Linked DNA regions of Homo sapiens: regions 1 and 2 are each linked to region 3. The links are chromatin contacts, found by Hi-C or POLR2A ChIA-PET in ENCODE. All regions are on one chromosome and are shown on one strand. Each heading gives the region's core, a stretch centred on a gene start or an enhancer-like site at or near the end of the contact. The rest is flanking DNA. Distances are from core to core; before and after follow the strand shown. Region 1 overlaps PPARG (peroxisome proliferator activated receptor gamma). Region 2 overlaps PPARG (peroxisome proliferator activated receptor gamma). Region 3 overlaps SYN2 (synapsin II).

What was found. Hi-C counts contacts between places; a loop is a spot of excess contacts on that map. ChIA-PET counts read pairs that join two places held with the same protein, here RNA polymerase II (POLR2A). Pooled maps may share reads with other maps.
Region 1: a loop to region 3 is called in a pooled map, with 2.0 times the contacts of the local background. The contact joins two enhancer-like sites. A Hi-C loop is called at or near these places in 5 of 168 maps with a recorded cell type or tissue (Caco-2, GM12878, MCF 10A and 2 more), 4 of 37 single-sample maps with no recorded cell type and 12 of 50 pooled maps. POLR2A ChIA-PET finds 5 or more read pairs at or near these places in 2 of 52 experiments (Panc1 and activated CD4-positive, alpha-beta T cell).
Region 2: a loop to region 3 is called in a map with no recorded cell type, with 5 times the contacts of the local background. The contact joins two enhancer-like sites. A Hi-C loop is called at or near these places in 2 of 168 maps with a recorded cell type or tissue (PC-9 and endothelial cell of umbilical vein), 5 of 37 single-sample maps with no recorded cell type and 10 of 50 pooled maps. POLR2A ChIA-PET finds 5 or more read pairs at or near these places in 3 of 52 experiments (AG04450, CD8-positive, alpha-beta T cell and SK-N-SH).

The regions. Positions count from the first base shown.
Region 1 is chr3:12,342,817-12,346,604 of GRCh38, forward strand. The region is part of intron 2 of PPARG (peroxisome proliferator activated receptor gamma); the gene reads left to right. Among named protein-coding and RNA genes, the nearest start is that of PPARG, 56 kb to the left of the region's middle. RefSeq lists an enhancer at 1,848-3,047. Within about 2 kb of position 2,440, at least 4 of the 41 ENCODE cell types and tissues checked have a DNase peak (open chromatin) inside an H3K27ac peak, as active enhancers do.
Region 2 is chr3:12,392,355-12,395,716 of GRCh38, forward strand. PPARG (peroxisome proliferator activated receptor gamma) reads left to right here. Exons shown (of 8, transcript NM_138711.6): 5 at 260-398. Among named protein-coding and RNA genes, the nearest start is that of TSEN2, 90 kb to the right of the region's middle. RefSeq lists enhancers at 3,114-3,163, 3,214-3,343. Within about 2 kb of position 1,742, at least 2 of the 41 ENCODE cell types and tissues checked have a DNase peak (open chromatin) inside an H3K27ac peak, as active enhancers do.
Region 3 is chr3:12,137,690-12,141,327 of GRCh38, forward strand. It overlaps SYN2 (synapsin II), which reads left to right. Exons shown (of 13, transcript NM_133625.6): 2 at 2,962-3,019. Among named protein-coding and RNA genes, the nearest start is that of TIMP4, 19 kb to the right of the region's middle. RefSeq lists an enhancer at 410-519. Within about 2 kb of position 1,467, at least 4 of the 41 ENCODE cell types and tissues checked have a DNase peak (open chromatin) inside an H3K27ac peak, as active enhancers do.

The DNA of each region.
Region 1 (3,788 bases), core at 1,190-3,689, 210 kb after region 3:
AACCCCTACCTTTTCAGATAGAAAAGCAGCAGTGTATTCTTTCCTTCAAGGAAAATGAAAATGTTTCCTTGGAGGAAAGAAGATATAAAGACTAGAAAACACTCTAGTATCTTTAAAAACCACCAAGCTTTCAAATACAAAGATTTAACATATGTAAACTGTATTGTACTTCATTTGAAATTCAGTATCTTTACTAAAGAGATTTCTTTTATCCTATCCTACACACGTACAGTATTATTTAATGATGTGCACACAGAACTCTGCCAGCCTGAAACAGTAGGTCTAAGACACGTTTGTTGTTTTTGGCTCCCCTGTGTTGATCTAAATCACTGCCTAGTAGCCCTTGGAAATTTCTATCCCAAAACGTCCCACAGGTGCCCAATACCATGGATTCTCATTCCCCAAGTTCATTCTCACTCTTCTCTCTTGGTTGAGTCTTGCCTTTCTTCACTCTGTTCCCTTTCCTTGTTCCTGCCATCCAAAGCTTCTCTGTCTTTCAGGCTCATCTCAGATTTCCTCTCTTTCCTGAAGGCTTTTTGGATTCCTTCCATCTCCATGCACAGTCAGAAGGGCTCTGTTCATCTCTGAATATCTTTCGCACTCCATTGCATCTGGTTTAAATCCCTTCTCTGCCTCTTATTAGCTATGTGATCTCAAAACTCAATTTCTTTATCTGTAAAATGGTGATAATAAATGACTTCGCAGGGTTGAGGGCCTCAAGTCAGTGGCGAGTACTGCAGTAGAGGCAGAATACATAGCTCAACAGAAATTACTCTAGTAATGGTCATGATTGTTTGCACTTCTCTCAAACCACCTACTCGTATATTAGAGTGCATTGTGCTTGTCTTATCCTCTTTACTAAAAGTAGGAAAATGGCTTGAGAATTGATGCTCAGTCTTATTTATATTATTCTATCCCTAGTTATGTGATACTTAACTGTATTGCTCGGTATTTAGCAGCCCATTATCTAATCATAACATCACCCTCATTCTTTCTGAGCTTGTTTCCTTTTTGTGAAATGGGGCTACCATTCAATCTCACCGAATTTTTTTTTTTTTTTTTGAGACAGAATCTTGCTCTATCACCCAGGCTGGAGTGCAGTGGGGCAAACTCGGCTCACTACAACCTCTGCCTCCCAAGTTCAAGTACTTATCGTGCCTCAGCCTCCTGAGTACCTGGGAATACAAGCATGTGCCATCACACCCAGCTCATTTTTGTATTTTTGGTAGAGACAGGGTTTCGCCATGTTGGCCAGGCTGGTCTCAAACTCCTGACCTCAGGTGATCCACCCACCTCGGCTTCCCAAAGTCCTGGGATTACAGGTGTGAGCCACCACGCCCAGCCAATCTCACAGAATTTTTATAAAGTCTAGACAAATTTTTATTTTAAAAGACTTAGCACAGCCCCTGACAGCGTAGGCACTCAATAAATGTGGAATCTGAATCTTACTTAAAGCTAGTTTATATTTTCAAGTCTTCTTACTTTTACTAATGCTGCTTTAAGATATATTCTATAAGTTCAAATGTAAAGTTCTAGATTGGGAAAGAATTTATAATGTGTCTAATAAAGATTGTTAGAGACAAACTTTTAGACTGAACCATCTACTATTAATGGACTGATGAATCTTACCGGAAAATAAACATAAAATATACTCTGTGTTGCCTGTGGTTTAATTGCCATCAAAATTAAGTTTATTATGTACTGATTTCACAGTTACATTTTATTTTCAGTCAAATATCTATTTGTTGGTGTGAAGAAAATATGTCTACTTCCGCTAAGTGAACTTTAAAAATTTGTACTTGCTTTTGAAGATTCCATACTCTATATACCGTCTCTTCCTGAAGCGTATTTATGTAGCTCCTGTTAACATAAGAGCGATAAGAGTGTTGCTTGATGACTGCTCTTATTGCTTTATTAAAGTGTCATGTAAGATTTAAATATTTGATTATAAGAATTCATAATATAATTTTGAAAGCCTACTCTGTTCCAGACGCTGATTTATTTAAATCATCTCTAATTCTCACAACTCCGAAAAGATAAGAAAACAGAGATGTGACAAGGCTTGAATGCAAACCCAGGTCTGTTTGACTCTTTGTTCATTTTGAATAAAGACAAATTACTCAAAGCTTTACTGCCAAAAACTATTATCTGGTTCCACATTGAAACCCTATTCAATAGTTGTTATTATTTTCTTCTTTTGCTTTGAATAACCTCCCAGCATTGTTGTGAGTTTCAAACGAAATAAAAACACTATACAGATCCAAGGTGTTTTTTTTTAGAGTATTGTTACCTCAAAGTAGAAATTTTCAAATAGTAATGTTATCATTTTCTTAAGAGCAAGGAACTTTGTCAATAGAAACAAAAACATCATACCAGAAGAACCCCAGAATGCTGGGATGACTCATGAAGAATCTGTGAATGAGGCAAGAGAACATTCGTCAGCAAAATGACTCCGTGAACTGATGTTCAAATATTATCAAATTTTAATTACCGAGTCATAATTGAGTACTTACTTTGTAGAGAGCACCATATCTAAACCCTGTGGTGAATGATGACATTTTCATAGGTAATTCCTCCACATTAAGTGATTCATCATAGAAAAATGCTTTCATGCTGATGACTTCCACCATGACTGTTGGCATTAAGGATCATTGACCTGAAGAACTGATTTGAACGTCTTACTGCATCATTTTAATGAGATAGAGCATCGTTTGGAGCTTTGGACTGGGAATCAAGAAACCTGGTTTCTAGCTCAAACTCTGCTGCTAATTTATCTAGGTCATGCTTTGGGCAAATCATTTCATTCCTCTGGAACCCATTTTCCTTATATCAAAAATTAAGAGTTGGAATATGCTAATCTCCCTCCTATTAAGTTTCGTGAGCCCGTGATTTCAACAGTACGTAAATTTCCTTTAGTACAGTCACAGAACTGGTAAGTGACACCAGCTGAAACTGAGTGCAGCTCCGCGGCTCTACGCTTGCTGTAGAACCTTTGTGAATTCCCACTGTGCTTCACCAGTGACAGGATGTGCTACCCAATAAATCTCCATATAACTGATCTTGAAAAATTCATTGATAAAATCTGAAAACTGAAAAAGATACATGTTTTAGAGGTTTAGGTTTCCCACAACATGAAAATGTGTCAGTTGATAATATAGTTCATGGTATTTTACTATGCTAGAAAACAGCTTACTAGAGAATTTCAGATATTACATGCAACGACAAGTTAACATAGTTTAGGTGGGACGTCTTTGGTTCAAAGTTACAGTAATTTCAAAAGTGTTTAGTTGATCCCTAGAAAGTGGTTAAACAGGTTAGTCTCTTTTTCAGGTATTAGAGGGAAGTTAACTTTTGAAGCTGGGCAGAAAAGGAAGTTTTCAGTTGGTTTTTTCCTTTTGAGACTTTTAATTTATCATCAGACACTATTTTTTCAGATGAAAGTGCCTTTTATACTGTCACCTAGGTATGAGTCAAGTATGAAAAGGAAATAGTAACTCAGGATCAGAACATGAATAAGTATGCAATATGGAGAATTTCCATTAAATTTTAAATAAATGAATTACAGTCATATTATTCAGTATCTCAACATTAAAACTCAAAAAGACCTTAAGGATTATTCTGTTTTGTGGAAAGGGCTTTTTCTGATTCTAGAGATGAGAAATGTGGACCCAAAGAGTTGACACAGTAGGTTTGTGGCTGAGCCAAGACAAAAACGTAAAACCTAGGCTTTCTGGCTCCAATGTCAGTGTTCTTTTCTACTGCTTCTGAGTTAAGAAGACCTTTTTTTT
Region 2 (3,362 bases), core at 492-2,991, 250 kb after region 3:
GATCCAATGAAAGCCGCAGCTGGATGTGGTCAGTGTCTAAGAGCTAAAAAAGGGACCTGGAGATCCTCTGGTTCTTTATTTTATAGCAGAGAACATTTAGTTCCAGAGAGGTTAAGTGACTTGTCTAAAGTCACCAGTGACAGAATCGTGTCAAGAACCTGCCTTTTCTGATTCCCAGGCCAGTATACCTTTCGCTGTAGGTTGCTGCTTCCATGTGTCATAAAGACTTAAAATTTGCTTCTTTTTTATCCCTTTGCAGGGTTTCTTCCGGAGAACAATCAGATTGAAGCTTATCTATGACAGATGTGATCTTAACTGTCGGATCCACAAAAAAAGTAGAAATAAATGTCAGTACTGTCGGTTTCAGAAATGCCTTGCAGTGGGGATGTCTCATAATGGTAAGTAAACAGTCATCACCATATACTTTATTATTCTCATTATAGCTGCCAGACCAGTGGACACTAAAGCCATTGCCAAAAATGTGTACAGTTTTTCCACCAAATGCCAGAATTTAGAATATTGCATGGCGATAAAACATTTCTCTTTTAGGTCAGTGTTTTTAAAGTTTTATTATAGAACCTTTCTCTCTGTGGTTGGGCATCTGCCATGAGGAGAAAAGAGACTTGAAAAATCTGGGGGATTATGGGAAAAACTTTAGTGTTAGAACAAATATAATGATCATCATGATTAATTTTTATATTGCCTCATGCATTAAAAACAGAATTAAAATTTACTTTTGTGTATCAGTAGTGTCGTTCTGCTTTAAATGTAAGAAAATCCTGAAGATGTCTGGGTCTGAAACTTTAAATGGCATATGAGAATTTAGATTCATTTAATTTTTTTTTTTTTTTTTTTTTTTTGCTGTTTATTATGCAAAGACGAGTATTCGTTTCCTTCACTTCAAGGAACGTCCATGAGTTGTGGAAAGGGTAAAACAAATTATTTTTATAGTTCTGCAAAACTTCAAAGCCATAGAAACATAAGAGAATAAAACTTTCTACTTTTGAAACCTGTGTCTAAAGTCAAGCTTATGACTTTGGGTGTCAACTTAAGGGAAATGATGTAGAAGACCTGAGAAAAGACCCATGTTTTCATGATCTGTGGAACTAACTCAGTAAGGTCCTGGAAGACAAACGTGTTTGAAAAAATAATTCTTGGTCACTATTTGGTTCTGATTGGTTGCCTGGCTGACAAAATAAATTTTAGGTGTAACTTGATAGTATTATATGTGTCTAGTATTAATCAGTTATTTTCAATGCACTCAAGGAATAAAAAATGCCAACATGATCAAATTAAATTTGAAGTTTCATTTCATCAGCTATCCTATTTTTTCTTTCTTTTGTTTTCATCTCTCTCAAAACTGATCTAGTAAGAAGGCAGTCTTCATCTATATGTACTCTAAAGCATCTGAGAAAATTAAATTTTTGCTCTATCATGCAGATACTTGGTTTTCACAGTGGAAACCATCAAGATATTTGAGAGTCACTCATTGATTAATAACCTACCCTTTAAAAATAGTTCACAAAATTCTATCTGTATGATTACTAATGGGTCAGTTCCTCTAAAGGCAAGAATGTATTTTGAATAGAGCTATCAGCAGTACTGAACAGGATGGAAATTTGGTCCAACTTTCCTCAACAATTGACTACATCTGCTGTATACAACTGTAGTCATGGATTGCAAAATAATTTGCTGGTTCAGTTCCATCAGTTTCCTTTTTATTTCAGACCTCATAAAACATAAGGGCAAGCTTCCAAGTCAAGGGTTGTATTTTAGGTGATGCAATCAAGTTGCAATAAACTTATTTCATCTTCATGAAGAAATCATTGACTTTGAGGTCATTATCACTGAGACAGCCTAGGAAAGCATGCCAGTTCCGCTTTTAACACTAATTTTTGCCTATTAAAAAATTATCACTTCACACATTCATGTAAAATATAATTCCTGTTACTTACAGGCAGTGCATACATTGATGTAAAATATATTTCCTGTTGCTTACAGGCATTGCATACGTTTACTTAAAATCAATCTGCAATTGCTTATTGTTTATAGGCAAATATTATTTAAACCCCAACCTATGTAGTATGGATGGTATAATTTTCTCCTCCCATAAATGTCAAAGAAAGCTATCATAAACTTGATAGGTCATATTTTGACTTCATATGACAATTTATTTTATTTCTAGAGAGGGTCAATCTTGATAGGGAGTGTTTGTTCAGTTCTAGCAAAAGCAAGAAAATATATGAATTAAGTGTCATGACATCAGAGACTTAGGCAGTTCAACACTTAAAAAATTGCAAACATAACTAAGAAAACCTCAGAGGTTTTTATGGGAGTTTGTTTGCTGCACAGAAAATAAACATCAGACTAACAACAAGGTTTTGATTAGTTTTGCCTGTTAGCTGTATGAAGAAAACATTTCTAAATACAAAGTTTTCTAGGAAGTTGAGTCACTATTTAAAATCCATTGCTTTGACCAATGTGAAGCCAACAGGGTTTTCATTCATATAGAATGCCTTTTTATCAAAAGAGGCTCTGAGTGTTATACCAAAATCAGCACCCAGCTGTTTTCAGTATGCGCAAGAAAACATGAACGTCCCCCAAAGCAAATGTACTCCATTCCGTGTTAACCTTATTTCTGCTCCCTGGTCTCTGATTAGTCTGGTTGATGAATGTAGCTTCCCCTTTGGCCATGCACTCACAGCTTTGAAGGAGGCTTCTGAAGGAACTGGTAGGGAACCCTAGGGGCTCTTGCTAATGTTGTTGGATAGTCACTGAAATCAGTGATCACCATGTCCTTTCACTTTGAAAATTCTATGATTCTGTATAATCAAACAACCTAACTCACTGGATTTTTCACTTTTCAACCAGCTATTCCGTGTCTTACAGTGCTCTGGTCTTCACAGATAGGTAGGCACCTGGCATGTCAGTTGCCTGAATTTGAAAGTTTTCACCTGTATGTTTTGGTACGATAAAAATAAAAATGTAATTTATATATCTGAATCAGGTCTGTATGTTATGATCAATTGCTCAGCAATTTCGGGCAGTTGGTTTGATGGTTATGTAGTAATGTAGCCTGAGAGCAGAAATACAGAGCCTCTGGGCTAGAGAAAGTATAAATGGCATCCTAGGCTATGTAGGGTTACAGCTCTTCAGAAGGAACTTTCATTTTCATTGTGACACATCGTCTACATGTTGTAGAAGAACATAGTTTCAGAATTCTTCCAGTTAGAAACATAGTTTCTCAAATATTCACTTTCAGCATTGGGTAGAAAAAGTACCCAGGTGATGGACTGATTGATATGCTTCAGAAATATGTTTTTTCCTGCAAGTAATGAAAATAAACACACGTTCTTAATTAT
Region 3 (3,638 bases), core at 217-2,716:
TAAGTGCAAAAAACAAAAGTTTAAAAAAATTTATGTAGCATGCCATATGTATGTGTTTGAAGCATATATGTATGCAGGTATAGCCACACATTTTTTCCCCTCCACTGGAAGTATATGCTTATAATTGATAATGGGAAGTATATGTGATAAGAGAGGAATGGGAAAAAAGAACATTTTACTTTTTGTTTTATCCTTTTATATAATTTTAAAGATAGATTGATTGATTGGTTTAACCACATGATATACTATTTTTAAAAAATTTAAGCCTCCCTAAGGTCATACAACCAGGAAAGGGTACAGCTAGAATTCACACCCCAGATTGTGATTCCAGAGCCCATCCTCTGGATTCTAGCACACTGCCCTGTACTAGTGTTCTCTTAGTATCAGGAAAGACTTCTATCATTTGCTAGCAAGTTACACAATTTTTCATGAAAATACCTAGAATCAAAATGTCCAAGAGCCTGGAGCTGCAAGAATGTGCTCATTCTCCAGAAGAGGGCTCTGTGCCCCATCTGCCGGCCATCTTGGCTCCTTTTCTATAAGGTTGTGGCTCAGCCAAGACAGGTCAGTGACCCTGGGCCAGGAAACACACACTAAGATTTCCAACAGGACAAATTACCTTAAGGAAAAGGCATTAGGATAGCTAGAGAGGTGGGGGTGGAGGGAAGGCATGAAAACAGTTCATTAGCCAACTTGGTCAATGGGCAGGTGCAGGAAGTGGCAGATAAACCCAGCCAGAGTCTATAAATATATTTCAATATCAGTGTTCAAAACCCACAAAATAAATGAGTGAATTAAGAAACTTGGCAGCATGTAAGCACCTAGATGTAAACTCTTAGTTCTAGCCTTAACTCCCATGAACTTTTCTTTCTGATTTGGGCATGTTATTTAATTGTCCTGGGCTTCAGTTTCCCCATCAGCCAAATGGACCACATTATCTCTCTTGGCTCCTTCACAGAGTTGTGAGGAACAACTAGGGCAAGGAACATGCTTTGCAAATGCAAGGCATCATACGAAATGCGAGGTTATTGTTAATGTCTCTGAGATTTACCTCACAGAAGGAGAGCTATTTTGAGACAGGAAAATAGGAGGAAGCATCAGAAAAGCATTGCTGATAACAAGGTAGACATACCTCACCAATGAAAGAAAGGGATCTCATGGGTCATTCACTCCAGTTCCTTCTTTTTATAGTCATGGACAAAAACCTGCAGAGTCCAAGGTCTGCAGAGAAGTGATAGTGCCATACTAGACTCTATTAGTTAAACCTGTAAATAAAATGGAATAGTAGCCAAAGAAAGGGAATATACTACCGGGCCCCTGCCTGAGGGGCTCGCTGAGCTGTGAATGTTGATCAGGGTCCTGGAAACAAGCTGGTGTGAAGCTTAATAAGAAATTGGGGCAGAGGTGGGGGGTGGACTTAAGTGGTCCAGCTCCAGGATGGCTGAGTGCCTCAGAGGAGCAATTTGAGGGTGGCCAGGGACTTGGATAGGACAAATGACAACTTCCTAGAACGGGGTGTTCCAGAACCCATAGAGAAAAGGAAACAGCCTGGCCTCGTCCCGGGTAGTTGACAGGAACCAGGGTAGGAAGTATTTGTAGTGGGACTAATGCTCACATCATTAAGTCCCTTGTGAGTGGAAGAAGGAAAATGGGAATAAATGCAATGCGGCACACACAGGGCAAGTCCGTTTTTGTAGTGGTGTGAGCAGAGATGGAGAGAATAGATCACCAGGGGGAGACAGTGCCTGCAGTGTGAAGGGCAGTGGTCTCAGAGTGCCACAGACTTAGATGTGAATACTGGCTCTGCCACTAACTTGCTATAGGGCCTTGAATACACCATTTTCAATTCTGAATCTTGGTTTCCTTGTCTCTGAAATGAAGCCCTTTCTCTGTATCTTATACGTTGTTAGGACTAAATGAGATGTTCTTGAAAACAACTTGCATGTAATTCCTAGAACATGATGCCCAATAAATATTGGTTTATTCCTTCATTTTGGGGACAAACTCCCAAAAAATCTCCAATGAAATATTACAGTTGGAAATTTCAAGCACTGGAAAAGCAAGCTCAACTTACCTAACAGGTAGAGTATGGAAAGGCCCTTTTGACAAATGGAGAACCAGCCTAAAAGGACAGATAAGGAAATCTAATGTGGGGAGGGCAGGTTAGAAGCAAAGTAGGAATTAATATAAATATAAGCATAAAAATATCTGCTTATAAGGGATTAATTACTTATTACAGGGGATTAATTAATGCATTAATGTGAGGTTCCTCTAGATCTGTGACAAACTGGGAAGATACTATGTACTGTGTAACTCACCTTGACCCATTTTCTTGACTGCTCAGAAATGTGGGCTAAGTTTTGTGTTCAAATGCAATGGCTTCCCTCAGTCTTTTCCCGCTACCTTCTATTTTGGTCTAATTAATTTCCTCTCATTCATTGATTGTTCTTTAATCCTTATTTTGTTGGTTATATTTTTAAATTACTAATTGCCTCAGGTCCTCTTTGTATGGGTATGAAGAAGTAAAGTGATAATAACAGTTTCTTTAAAAACTAAAAATCCAAGGGTGGATACCAAATAGAAAACCATAGTAAAACGAAGGATCAAGGAAAATAAGGAAACTGCAGAGATGTATAAAGCTGATCTAGCCTTTATGAAGAATAAAACTGGGGAAATTCCTATTTCTAGATGCGTTTTATAGCCAAAAGACCAGAGATGTTATAACAAAACCTGATAATGAAGGGATGTTTTGGATTATTTTATAGATGGGTAAATTGAGGTTAAAAGAGAGGAAATGGTTTGTCTTGTGGTGATCTCATAGCAGAATGTGGATCAGAACCCAGGTCTCTTGACCCTCATTCTGGAGATCTGTCTGCTGTGGTCCTCTTCTTTGTAATAGTAAATGTCTGACTTTAAATACTTGCACAAAACTAATTTGTGTGGGTTTATTCTTTTCTCCAGGGCCAAGTGCTTTCGGGGCAAAAAAGTCCTTGGAGATTATGATATCAAGGTGGAACAGGTAATCAGCCTGAAGCCCAGAGCTGCATCCCCGTCATCACAGTTTCCTCTTGACATGCCAGAGTGAACCATCTCGTTCTGCTGAGTGGAATACTGTGTCCATCATTGGGTTCTGGACTCTGCATCTCCTCTCTCTCCTATCCTTTCCCCAGGACCTTTCTGTCTGTGAGGCATGGTCCTGGAGTCTGCATCTTTTCATTTCTCTGATTCCTTTTTATGGCTCTAGTGTCTGTAGATGAGCAAGCAGTTTGGTTCTTAGCACCCTCTTGCAGTGTAAGGTTCCCAGACTGAGGAAAACTTTAGAGGGCTTCCCAGAATATTGCACGTTACCTCCGTATTGTTGGTGGCAAGATATTTCTCGGTAGGCACATGTCTGCCTTTCAGGTATGCTGCCCCGAGTGATGGCTCCTTTGGGCCTGAGGCTATACTTTAGAGGAAACTTAGAAAAGAACACTTCCTTGTTTTAATACAGTGAATCACTGAAAGTCCAATTTTTTTTTTTTTTTTAACCTTCCTCCATCCTTTGCTTCATAATAAATAGTGATTGGGTCCATTTGGGGAAGAGGAGGACGTTCAGTTTCAACAATGCATGTATTTCCTATGTGATAAAAGAAGTTTCT